Linked DNA regions of Mus musculus: region 2 is linked to region 1. The links are chromatin loops, found by intact Hi-C in ENCODE. Cell type or tissue: heart. All regions are shown on one strand. Links, peaks and the distances in the headings refer to the core of each region. The heading gives the core; the rest is flanking DNA.

Region 1 (5,384 bases), core at 146-5,145:
TTCTCAAGAACCTTTGTCTGCTGGCCCATCTTTTACTGTCTGTGGTCATCACTCTTACTCTGACATCGGAGACAGGTAATATCACTATCAGTAGAGCAGGGTAGTGCCATATAGTCAAACACATCCATGCTCCTGTAGCTATAGACACAGATGTTCATGCTAAGTGGAAAAGATAAAGCCAATATACATTCTTCTGTTTGTTACATTAAGCTTTGCCACCAAGGACCTATGAAAAAGATTTTGATTCCACAAGAGCAGCTAGATGCACCAGTTACTTTTGTCATCGTTGCCATCAAATACCCTGCCACTTAAGGTAGGAGGGCTTTGCTTTGGCTCACAATTTGAGGGTACAGCCCATTGTAGTTGAGACTGGCCTTGAACTCTTGATCCTCCAGCCTCCACCTCCCAAGTGGAGGCATGTGTCATCAAATCCAGCCTACTCTAAAAACTTGAGATGCCATCTGGAAAACATTTTTCTTATTTCATTTAAGTGTTTGGACTTGGGAGAGGATGAGTTAAGAGAGAATGGTTGTCCTAATGTACCAATTTAGAGCAGTTTATCACAGAGCCGTTCTCACTGTCAATGGCAAACTTCCACGAGGAGGCACAATCTGAAATTCATCCCTCATTATCTAATCTGATTCTCTTGTTGGGAAATAATGAAGTAATTGCAAAAAAACCCAGGCTTGATTTGCTGAGAGACAACTGCAGATGATTGAAGTGATATCATACTAGGTATATATAGATTTCTGCACCCATAACCTCTTTCCTTTCCAGCTCATATTTTTCTCCTAGTGGCAGATTATTTTGCTATCAAAGAAAAGAAAGCATACTATCACAAATTTTTTGGATAAATTCTTTGCATGGGTTATTTGGTTTCTTGAACTTCTAGCTCTTTGTCTTAAAATCCATGTAACAAATATATCTATGTGTTTGTATGTGTATAATAACTCACATAAAAAAGGAGAGGGGCACAAGTTATAGAAGGGAAGGGGAGGGAGAGAGGTGACAGAAATCTAGGAGCACCAACTGTATTAGAACGGTGGGGATGGCTCCCTCCCTTCCTGGACATGACAGCTCACTCAGTTTTGAATGATTTTTGTCTTTGCCTTGTGAAGAGAAAGGTGTAGCATAGGTACTTTCTTGTGACGCAGACCTTGAAGCTAGCACAGATCCTTTAATTTTAAAGGAACTTTTAAGAGAATCAATTCTTGTGTGCAGGGAATGCATGTTCTGTTAATGTTTTCTAGAACATGTATTTTTAATCTTTTTCCCCTCATATTTTTGAGCTGTAACTAGTGATACACTGTTAAATATTTAATAAACAGCTTTCCAGAAGTGGAACTAAACAAGTAACAACAAAATAGACCAACCTGATTGGTAGCCTTTGCCAATTTCCAAGGTATGAGTATACCACAGCTGGTTTCAAGGCATTGATAGGCTATGGTGTGAAGCTAAGCTGTGAAGAGACCTGGACAGGGGCCAGCGGCTTGGGACTGGGCAAACAGCATGAGGACCTGAGTTTGGATCCCCAGTACCCACCTAGGAAGGTGGGCCCAGCAGCATATGCCTGTATATATGATTAGAGCACTGAGGAGGCAGAGACTGGAGGATTTGGGAGCTTGCTGGCCAGCCAGTCTAGCCAAATTAGTGAGCTCTATGTTCAGGGAGAGAAGTTGTTTCAAAAAATAAGGCGGAAGTCAAAGACACCCACCTTCAACCACACACACACACACACACACACACAGACACACACACACATAGACACACACACACACAGACACACACAAACACACACACACACATACACACACAGAGACACACAGACACACACACACACAGACACACACACACACAGACACACACACAGACACACACACACACACAAACACACACACACAGACACACACACAGACACACACACACAGACACACACACACACAGACACACACACACAGACACACACAGACACACACACACACACACACACACACACACACACACAGATATACATGCATGCTTGCCAGCAACTACACATGTCCCCACTCAAAGCAATTGTTCAGATAACCTCATAGTCTAATTACTCTCAAATGGAAATAGCTGAAGAAAAACTGTATAGAAACTTTGCAAATGTGATTTTTGCCTATAGAAGCTATTATCATCATTACATTCTTTGGAAAGTGAAGACTTGGTCCAAACTCAAAAGCTTGTTGTTGTTTTTTTTTTTTAAAGTCTTTAGAGTACATTAGTTATTGCTTGAAAAAGTGTGTTTTGTATCTTAGGGTCATAAAAGATTCAAACTGTATGAAAGGAGCCAGCAGCCTGTATGTTCAGAACAGTGAAGTCATTGGAGTTATTTTTATGCACACTGTCTCTTGGTCTGGAGCCACTGGTCCTAAGAAAGCCTGACTCTGTTTTGGTCACTATTTTGCCTTAGCAGCATCAAGGCAACGCCTCCAAAACACCTCTCTCTTGCACACCTCCCATTAGCTCAACTAATTACTGTTTAACTTGCTTTTGTAAACACTTGCTCTTAATAAAGACAGTGTCCTTAGAATTATCTTTTTAGAAGAACTATCCCTAACTGAAATATGAGAGATATGCATGCCATCTTCATGCCTAAAAGGCCACATTAAAATGAAATAAAGAGGTGCAATTAAATGCATGAGTATCTTTCACTTAGCCCAATATATCCAGAATATTGTCTTTCAAAGATGCAATCAGCACAATAAATGTTAAAGCTTTTATATTTGGGTAGTGATGGATTCAAAAATTGAGTGACTATTTCACACCCGACTCCCCACCCCCATCCCAGCACACCTCAGTTTGGATGTGTAAATTCCAAGTGCTTAGTAGACACCTGTAGCTAGTGGCTACTGGTTTTAGACAGCGCAATACCTCAGCATTAACTAGCAGTTTTTCCCAACTCCAACAAGAAACCCAACATATAGGAACTCTGATCGGTACGTCAAAGGTTGTTGCTATGGGAATTTCTTATTTAAGGGAATCTCTTTTGTAGGATAAGCAAGCATCCTACGTTTCCCAGAACTGAGAGATGGCTCAGTATGTGGCAGTTCAGCCTGTAAATCAGGGACTGCTCCAGGTAGACAGAGATGAGCTGCTCATACCAAGTCTGGGGAAGAAAGTTTCAGTACTTCCATGAGAGCGTCTGTATTGCTTCCACTCAACACAGCTGAGTTCGCTCAGCATTTCTGGGAACCATTTTGAATTTTCATGCTCTCTCAGGATGGGGTTCTGACAAGTGTCCTTGGAGAGCAGGGAATAGGTTTCAGCAGACTCTTAAATATTTTGTGTCTCTGACCTTTTGGGTATTCATCTGGCTCCCTATATCACACGAACACATCTACCTATAAACAATGAATGATCTTCCAGGTGTTTTCTACCCAGGGAGCTTAGTCCTGTCTTAGTGGCTGATCTCATTGTCTGCCTGACCTGTGGTAAGACTCATTATTTTTTTAAAAAGTCAGTTTGAAAGTGTGCCTTGATCTTTATAGAGCCATATAATATTTATAATACCCTGTGTTTCTTTTTCTGAAAATTTTTTTATAGCCACTGACTTAAATTATTAATTGGATTCAAGACTTTATGAAATCATTCAAAAATATTTGACTACAATCTTAAGATTATTTAAACTTGCCGTGGTTTAAATAGCCTAGGTTTCCTTCAGTCTCAGACTCCATGTTGGTAGGTGGGATAGTAATAAATGCAGCTTATTTCATAGGATACAGTGAAGACTAGGCATACACTGAAAATTCAAGAGCAACATGAATTACTTCAAAAAGGTTTGGTATATAGCACATGCTAAGTTCATACTATGACTACCAGATCTTTTCTTGAGGTCAGGATGCACAGCTGAAACATTCTTATCATCTCTTCCTGGAAATGCTCAAAGTACTATACTAAGTAGAATAATAGGTTAGGCCCAGCAACCCTATATCACTTTTTTTTTCTTTTTTGCTCTGGCCTGGACTTGGTTGGCAGTTTCTGAAGCCCCCTAAATATACTCTGCATGCTGCCCCCATGACGAGAGCAGCATGGTTGCCTTATGTGCTGGTTTGGGGCCTATCTGGCAAATAGCCCTGAAAGAGGATATCGTCAAGCTGCATGCTCTCTGCACACCACCTCCTGTTGTTTTTCCATGGATTTGGCAAATAGTCAGGTTTTGGGTTTCCCAGACTTCAGCAGACTCCAGGAAGAAAGAAAGCTTCCACATGGGATTTAAGTGAAATGGAGTCCTCCAGGTTGGCCTCCTGTTGCAGACTCCTTTTACTTCTGTTGTGTTGGGCATTTTCTTTTGGTTTCAGCTAAACTCATCTTCTATGGTAGAGAGTATCAGAAACTTTCTTGCTCAGCATCTCTTGTGTCTAGACTAGGAGCCACTATCCTGGCCAGTGAGAGAGGGGGGAGCTAACATCTGGGAAGTTCCAGAGTAAAGCCGTTTTATCCCTTTCTGACTTATACCTGCTCTCTGGAGCTGAGGCGGCCTACACAAGACCACATCAGAGACCCACGAGAAATATAAAAAGGACAGAGTCACGTGGAAAATGGAAACAAAGACAAGAGTTGCTGCTGCTCTCATATTATTGAAGTGCTGAGTAAACTTTTTGGAACCTCCTGCCTCCAGGACTTGTTATATGAGGTTTATTAGTAGACCCCTGTTGCTTAAGTCATATTTGGTTGTGTATTTAGTTTCTGTTCTGGCAATATCCTAGCTGACATGAATGGATGCTTTGATGGTCCTAAGAAGATTAGCCCTCAATAATTAGGCATAATCCCATGTTCCTTTTTTCAAGACTCCTGCTGTGAAGAGCCAACAGTGAACCGTCATTTCTAGAACTTCTCAGGTACGTCTCTCCACAGGCACCATGGGGTGATGGGCATGAGCGCAAACTTAGGAGTCAGATCTTTCAGCAACTCAGTTCAGCGATTGGTTATTTTCTTTTTTTTTATTAGATATTTTCTTCATTTACATTTCAAATGCTATCCCAAAAGTCCCCTATAGCCTCTCCCGGCTCTGCTCCCCAGCCCACTCACTCCCACTTCTTGGCCCTGGCGTTCCCCTGTACTGAGGCATATAAAGTTTGCAAGTCCAATGGGCCTCTCTTTCCAGTGATGGCCGACTAGGCCATCTTCTGCTACATATACAGCTAGAGACACAAGCTCTGGGGGGTACTGGTTAGTTCATATTGTTATTTTCTTCAACTACGAGCTGAGGATGGTGATACTGTATTTATAGGGTTTCCCGTCAAATGAATCAATGCACAAAGAGGACTTCTAGTGCCTGCAATATAGTATATGCTACACATGAGAGCTATCGGGCTTATCTATCACTTGTTTTGCATAGCTTTGTGTTATCACTAATA
Region 2 (5,384 bases), core at 91-5,090, 64 kb before region 1:
ACACCATTTCAGAGAAAGCCTTGAGTTTGTGAGATGGATTGGCTCTCAGATACTTCACAGTTCTTGGCCCTGCCAAAATGCCACAATTTCACATATCTCCCTGGGTGCCAATGGAATAATATATGGGTTTAAAGGTGAGGTGTGAGCTCTAGTCAGGGTCCCAGCTTTCCCTTGTCATGGGCCCTGCTCCAGGAATGAGCCTCTTCTTTAAGCCTCACCTTGCTCACTGAAACTGCCCATCCCATCATATGACTTTTCAGAAACAGTCTGACTTTACAGTAAAAGTCTTTACCGCCCCACATACTCAGCCACCTTGTCCCTGTGCTTGGCAGGACAGAGTGTCTTTGGCAGGGCCGTTGGTGCTGAGTGTCATTTTGAATTGTGACTATGGTTTGTCTCGGTCCTTACTGCCTGTCCTGGCTCAACCTTGTCGGCCAACTGGCCTGCTCTCTGGTGTGAATCTGCTTTAGGGCTGGGTTTTGTGCCAAACGTCCTTCTCAGACCCTTGTTTCTGTGTTAGAGCTGTGTAACGTCTAGACATTCAAAACTAGCTTGGAAGCAGAAAGACAGTTCTGAAGTGCAGGATCCAAAGTGCACAGTTAAAAGAGAGCGTGAAAACACCAATGGGGACTCCTGTGGCTTTAGCACAAGTGATCTTGGGACAGGATTTCTCCATCTTGGCACTGTCACTATTTAGGACCACTGGTATATTGTAAGATGCGTAGTATCCTCCTTAGCCTGCAACTATTAAATGCCAGCAACAATTTGTTTCCTGGACTGGGACAAGGAAAACCATCTCCATTCATTGCTTGACAGGCAAAAATAATCTCCAATCGAGAATCCCTGATCTGCTTTATGAAAAGTTCTCCCAGAATGGTTCTTCCTTCTCGACTTTGTAGATATGGTTGGTTTGATCAAGGGTTCTCATTCACAGTACTTATTTGACAATTGGGTCTTGGCACAGACACAAAATAGTTTACACATAGTAGAATAGCCAAATTGAAACCTTCACTCCCAGGTAGGTGAAGGAGACTCCAGAGACTGGGGAACCTAAGGAAATTTACAAGGCTCAGGAAGCTCATAAAACTTACCAAGCATGAAAAGTTAGAAAATTCACACGGCCATTCTCCAAAGTTATAAAAGCAGGGGGCAGTTGCTGGGGTAGGGTTGGGTATAGCTGCCTGCATGGATCTCCAGGGATGTAGCTTTCTTGATTCATTGTCTATACTGGAATGTGATTTTTGATGACAGATTTGTCTTTGAGTCATCCCTGCACCTGTAATTAACCCTAGTCAACATATTAGTTTACCATGCTAGATTCTTGGATGGAATTGTTCCCTTGGTCTGTCACTGGTGCCCTGAGATGAATATATACTTGTCCCCATTTCCCTAGGAGAAGTTAAACATCACAGACAGGGTCCTCTGAGGAGCAAAATTGCCTCGTGTTCAGAACCACTACCCCAGAGCAGTGATCACATGCATGTGCATGCTAATTATGATGGCACATAAAGGGAAGAGAGGGAAACAGACAACCAGAAGGGGATTTCAGAGGAAACCCTTCTTGACTATTTCAAAATTGAAGGTTCAACACTGCAGTTTGTTTTATTAGCAGTAAGCGAATCTATATTAGGGTAAGGAATTTGGTTACAGTAGCATAAATGTGGCACTGAGACCGTGATTTTGCCTTCTGCTTGACCTCTCACCGTCCCACTGGATTGCCATATCACTTCTTCTGTAGGGTCTTTCAGAGTTACTTCTTCCTTGTCTTGCCCATGACTACCAGTATAGTTCAAGTGTCTACAACCTAGCCCTTTCTAGGAAGTCTTCTGGTGACATTCATTCCCTCCTCTTCTCTTCTCTTCTCTTCTCTTCTCTTCTCTTCTCTTCTCTTCTCTTCTCTTCTCTTCTCTTCTCTTCTCTTCTCTCCTCTCCTCTCCTCTCCTCTCCTCTCCTCTCCTCTCCTCTCCTCTCCTCTCCTCTCCTCTCCTCTCCTCTCCTCTCCTCTCCTCTCCCCTCCTCTTTGTGGTCCTTATCTGTGACCCCCAGCCCAGTAACTCAAACTCCACCTTTCTCTATTCTCCTCAGTAATTGGTTGTAGACATTTTTATTTAACCAAGTTTTAAATTGGGGAGCAAGGTTTGTATACCAAAAGCTGGTGTCTTTGACTTTGTCTTGGGGCAACCAGATCTTGGGGTAGAGAATTAAGCATCTGAATACATAGCAGCACCAGACCAACCCTCAACACCAAGGGATTAAAACCATGTCACTTATGGCCTTTTATTATGTGGCCATTTCCATCACCCAATCATTAATTATAACTATGATTTAAGTGTGAGTTGCAAATTGCATTTGGAATTAGCTCCTAAGGCAAGTGAATGTCTGGGTCAAACTCATACATGTCCCTAAGGTAGCATATTGAGTTACATAACGGATTTTTCATAACAGTGGGTCACATGTGCTTATCTTTAATTCTTATCTTCATAAAGCATTTCTAAGCTAAGCCATTTGGTTTTATGAGGAAATAAATGAGGAAAGCATATTTTCTTTCCCAAAGAAACAAATTGAGGTATGTACTCAGAGTGCCTTCCTGGGGAAAAGATAGGGAAATTTAATGGAGGTTCTGGCTAGGCCACAGTCCCACTGAAAGAAAACGCTGTTTCTCAACAATCGTTCAATCTCTAGTCTTGGACATGGACACCTTGCAGAACCTCTCCTATGGTTCTCTCAGCAGCCACATGAAATGGCCTTCAAGTGACTCCCCAGTCATCCCTCAGGCCTCTCTCACACGACACAGAACACAACCTGGTTAATACAGTCTACACCCAGGGTGTCTTTCTTATTTAGTGCAGACAATATGTCCTAAATCTGTTCTACATGAAGTGTGACGGCTGTCTTTGAAATCAAAACCAGAAAATCTCAAGCGACAGCAGAGGGCGCTCTTCCCTCTACCAGTGAATTACCAGGCTCGTCCCTCGGAGGAGAGATTTTGTTTTGTTTTTCTGGGATCCTGGAGCTGACAATGGACACACATTCCAGCACGAGACGACACACCCAAGACTTCCAGAGCCTCCTGGCTTCACTTTGCTTCTCGTTGTCAGCACTGGGCTACCTTAGATTTGGAGAAAACCAGCGTAAAAAAAAATAAAGGGTTGCGGGGAGCCACCTTGAGCTCTGCAGGGTACAGGATCCCTGGATTGTCTCTCTACAGCTTTAGGCATTTCGTCTAGGGTGAGCAGCCCGGCCTCTCTGCGGAGGCCTCGCCTGCACGGTGGAGATCAGCAGGGTTCTGCTTCAGTTCTGCCCTCCTAATGGGAAACTGTCTTGCTCAGACATGCTTACTCTTCTTTCTCACCGCACCACTACTTTTTTGTTGGGGGTGGGGTGGAACCGACAGGGTCCCTGCTGTCAGCGGTACACAATGAATGTCACACAGCACATGCTGGAGCAAGGCTTGTGAAGTACTAGCCCAGAGGATTATGGGTGAATAAAACCCACATAATATCCTTTGTAAAAACAGCTGGCTTAGCAGTAACTGCTAACTGCAGACAACCAGCAGTACCGCTAGAAGGCAAGTGGGAGACATCATTGCAGGAAAATGGAAGAGTCTAGGTATTTTCCTCAAGGACCTATAAAAAGCCATGGGCCTGGAAATATCTAATTCGGGAAATCAGACAGTTTTCTATATTTGTTCTCGATAAACTGTCCTCTTCCTTGATCGAGTTCCCTTTATTTTTGTCAGCTATTGTGGTTTCGATGTGGACTTTTCACTCTTCTCTGGTCCTCCTACGAAGAGGGCCACAGCATTCCCAAATAAGGCAATGGGTTCCTGCCTGTCACTGCATGTGGTCATGGCTGGGCTATGTGTGAAGGGAGCCAAGGAAACGGCAAAACCCCAGCCTTGTTTGGAAAGTCTCCTGCTTTCCGCCCAGAGAAACGTGAGGAAGGCTGTTGGTGACTCACCCCCTGGAAGTGAGCAGAGGGTGAATTTCAGCTTTTATGTCTTTCAGCCTACAGGGTTAGTGTGAGGGCTCTCAGCCAGGGCAGGGCATACATTTACCATCAATCATCTTAAACTCTTTCTTTGATTTGGAGAGACAACATATGGGAACTGTCATCTGTCACCATTTTCTTCTCTTGAACTGCCTACCAGTCTCTATTTTTTTTAAGTAGTGATATCATCTGTTAACGTGGATACAATATGCAGGAGTGGTGGCCAGGTCCTATGAGAAGACGGTCCTTTTGATCTCTATCCTTAAAAAGTTTACTTAAAAACAATACTATCCCTTCCCTCAAAGCTCTTGCTACAAACTTGTTCTGATCCTGGCTGGTAGCTGGTGACATGGAGGCTCTTAGGAGCAGTTGCGAGACAGAATGGTTGTTGTATTGCGGCTATATGTGTGTGCTACATAGATCTAAGCAGGTACCTGGACACTGAAGAAGCAAGTCAGGGAAAAGGCTGTGCCATAACAGGCTAAGTGGGATTTGAAAACCAAAGCTAAAATGAACATTGGGCTCTGAATGGATTGTTCACACGAATGAGGCTTAACTCAAACATCTTTTCTCCCATGTGTATGCAAGTGCGCATGTGCATATGTGTATGAAGCTGGAGGTCAGAAAATAATTTCAAAGGTACATTAGGCGTTAGGTGCCTTCTGCCTTTTGTTGAAGATCAGCTATCTCACTGTTCTAGAACTTCATCAAGCCGACTAGGTTAGCTGGCCAGTGTGCTCCAAGGATCTGCTTGTCATCTTGTCATTGTTGGGCTTACAGGTAAGGACCACCATGCCCAGTTTTTTACAAGGGCTCTTGGGGTCTGAATTCAGGTCGGCATGCTTGCGAGGCAAGTGCTTTAACAACTGAGTCATCTACCAGCTCTCTCTTCAACTCCTTCTAAAAAATTATTGATTATTTTCTTTTCTGCCTCTGAGTGTTTTGCCTGCAGCATGTTCATGCAGTGCCCACAGAGGCCAGAAGAAGGTATTACACTCCCCAGGACTGGAGTTACAGATGTGCATCAGCATGTGCACGCTTTGCAGGGAGTCGAACTTGGGTCCTCCTCAGGAGCAGCCAGTGTTCTCTTTATCTTAACTGCCGAGTTTACCCCCTCCACCCACCACCCCGAGAGCTGCATTTTAATCTTTGCTCCTTTCAACACTTCCCTCCTTGTTTGTATCACAATCGTCAATAAGAGCAGACTTACATTTCTTTGATTTCTACTTAGTGTCCAGAATTTACATATTATAGTTGCCCAACTAGCATGTGCTGAATGGATATCATTGAAATAACCACTGCTTCCCTTTTGTTGCAGACAAAGGAAGAAAAAAATTTTTTTCCCTTTCATTTACAGAAACTAGAATGTCTCGCCTGAAAGGCTCTTCTGGTTC

What was found. Hi-C counts contacts between places; a loop is a spot of excess contacts. Peaks named below come from ENCODE experiments on the same cell type or tissue, not always from the same donor. Only the 100,000 strongest peaks of a DNase experiment are listed, where the experiment ranks them.
Region 2: a loop joins it to region 1, with 2.6 times the contacts of the local background. A loop is called at or near these places in 3 of 42 quality-filtered maps.

What each region holds. Positions count from the first base shown.
Region 1 is chrX:166,721,835-166,727,218 of GRCm38, forward strand. No RefSeq gene overlaps it. Among named protein-coding and RNA genes, the nearest start is that of Gm1720, 63 kb to the left of the region's middle. In heart, for the core only: no CTCF peak of the experiment used is centred there; no DNase peak of the experiment used is centred there.
Region 2 is chrX:166,658,097-166,663,480 of GRCm38, forward strand. It overlaps Gm1720 (predicted gene 1720), which reads left to right and starts at 3,929. Exons shown (of 9, transcript NR_046015.1): 1 at 3,929-3,980; 2 at 4,691-4,770; 3 at 5,348-5,384. In heart, for the core only: CTCF peaks have their summits at 2,935 (motif pointing right), 3,573 and 4,965 (motif pointing right); DNase peaks (open chromatin) are centred at 3,095 and 3,945; H3K4me3 peaks cover 580 bases; H3K27ac peaks cover 1,061 bases.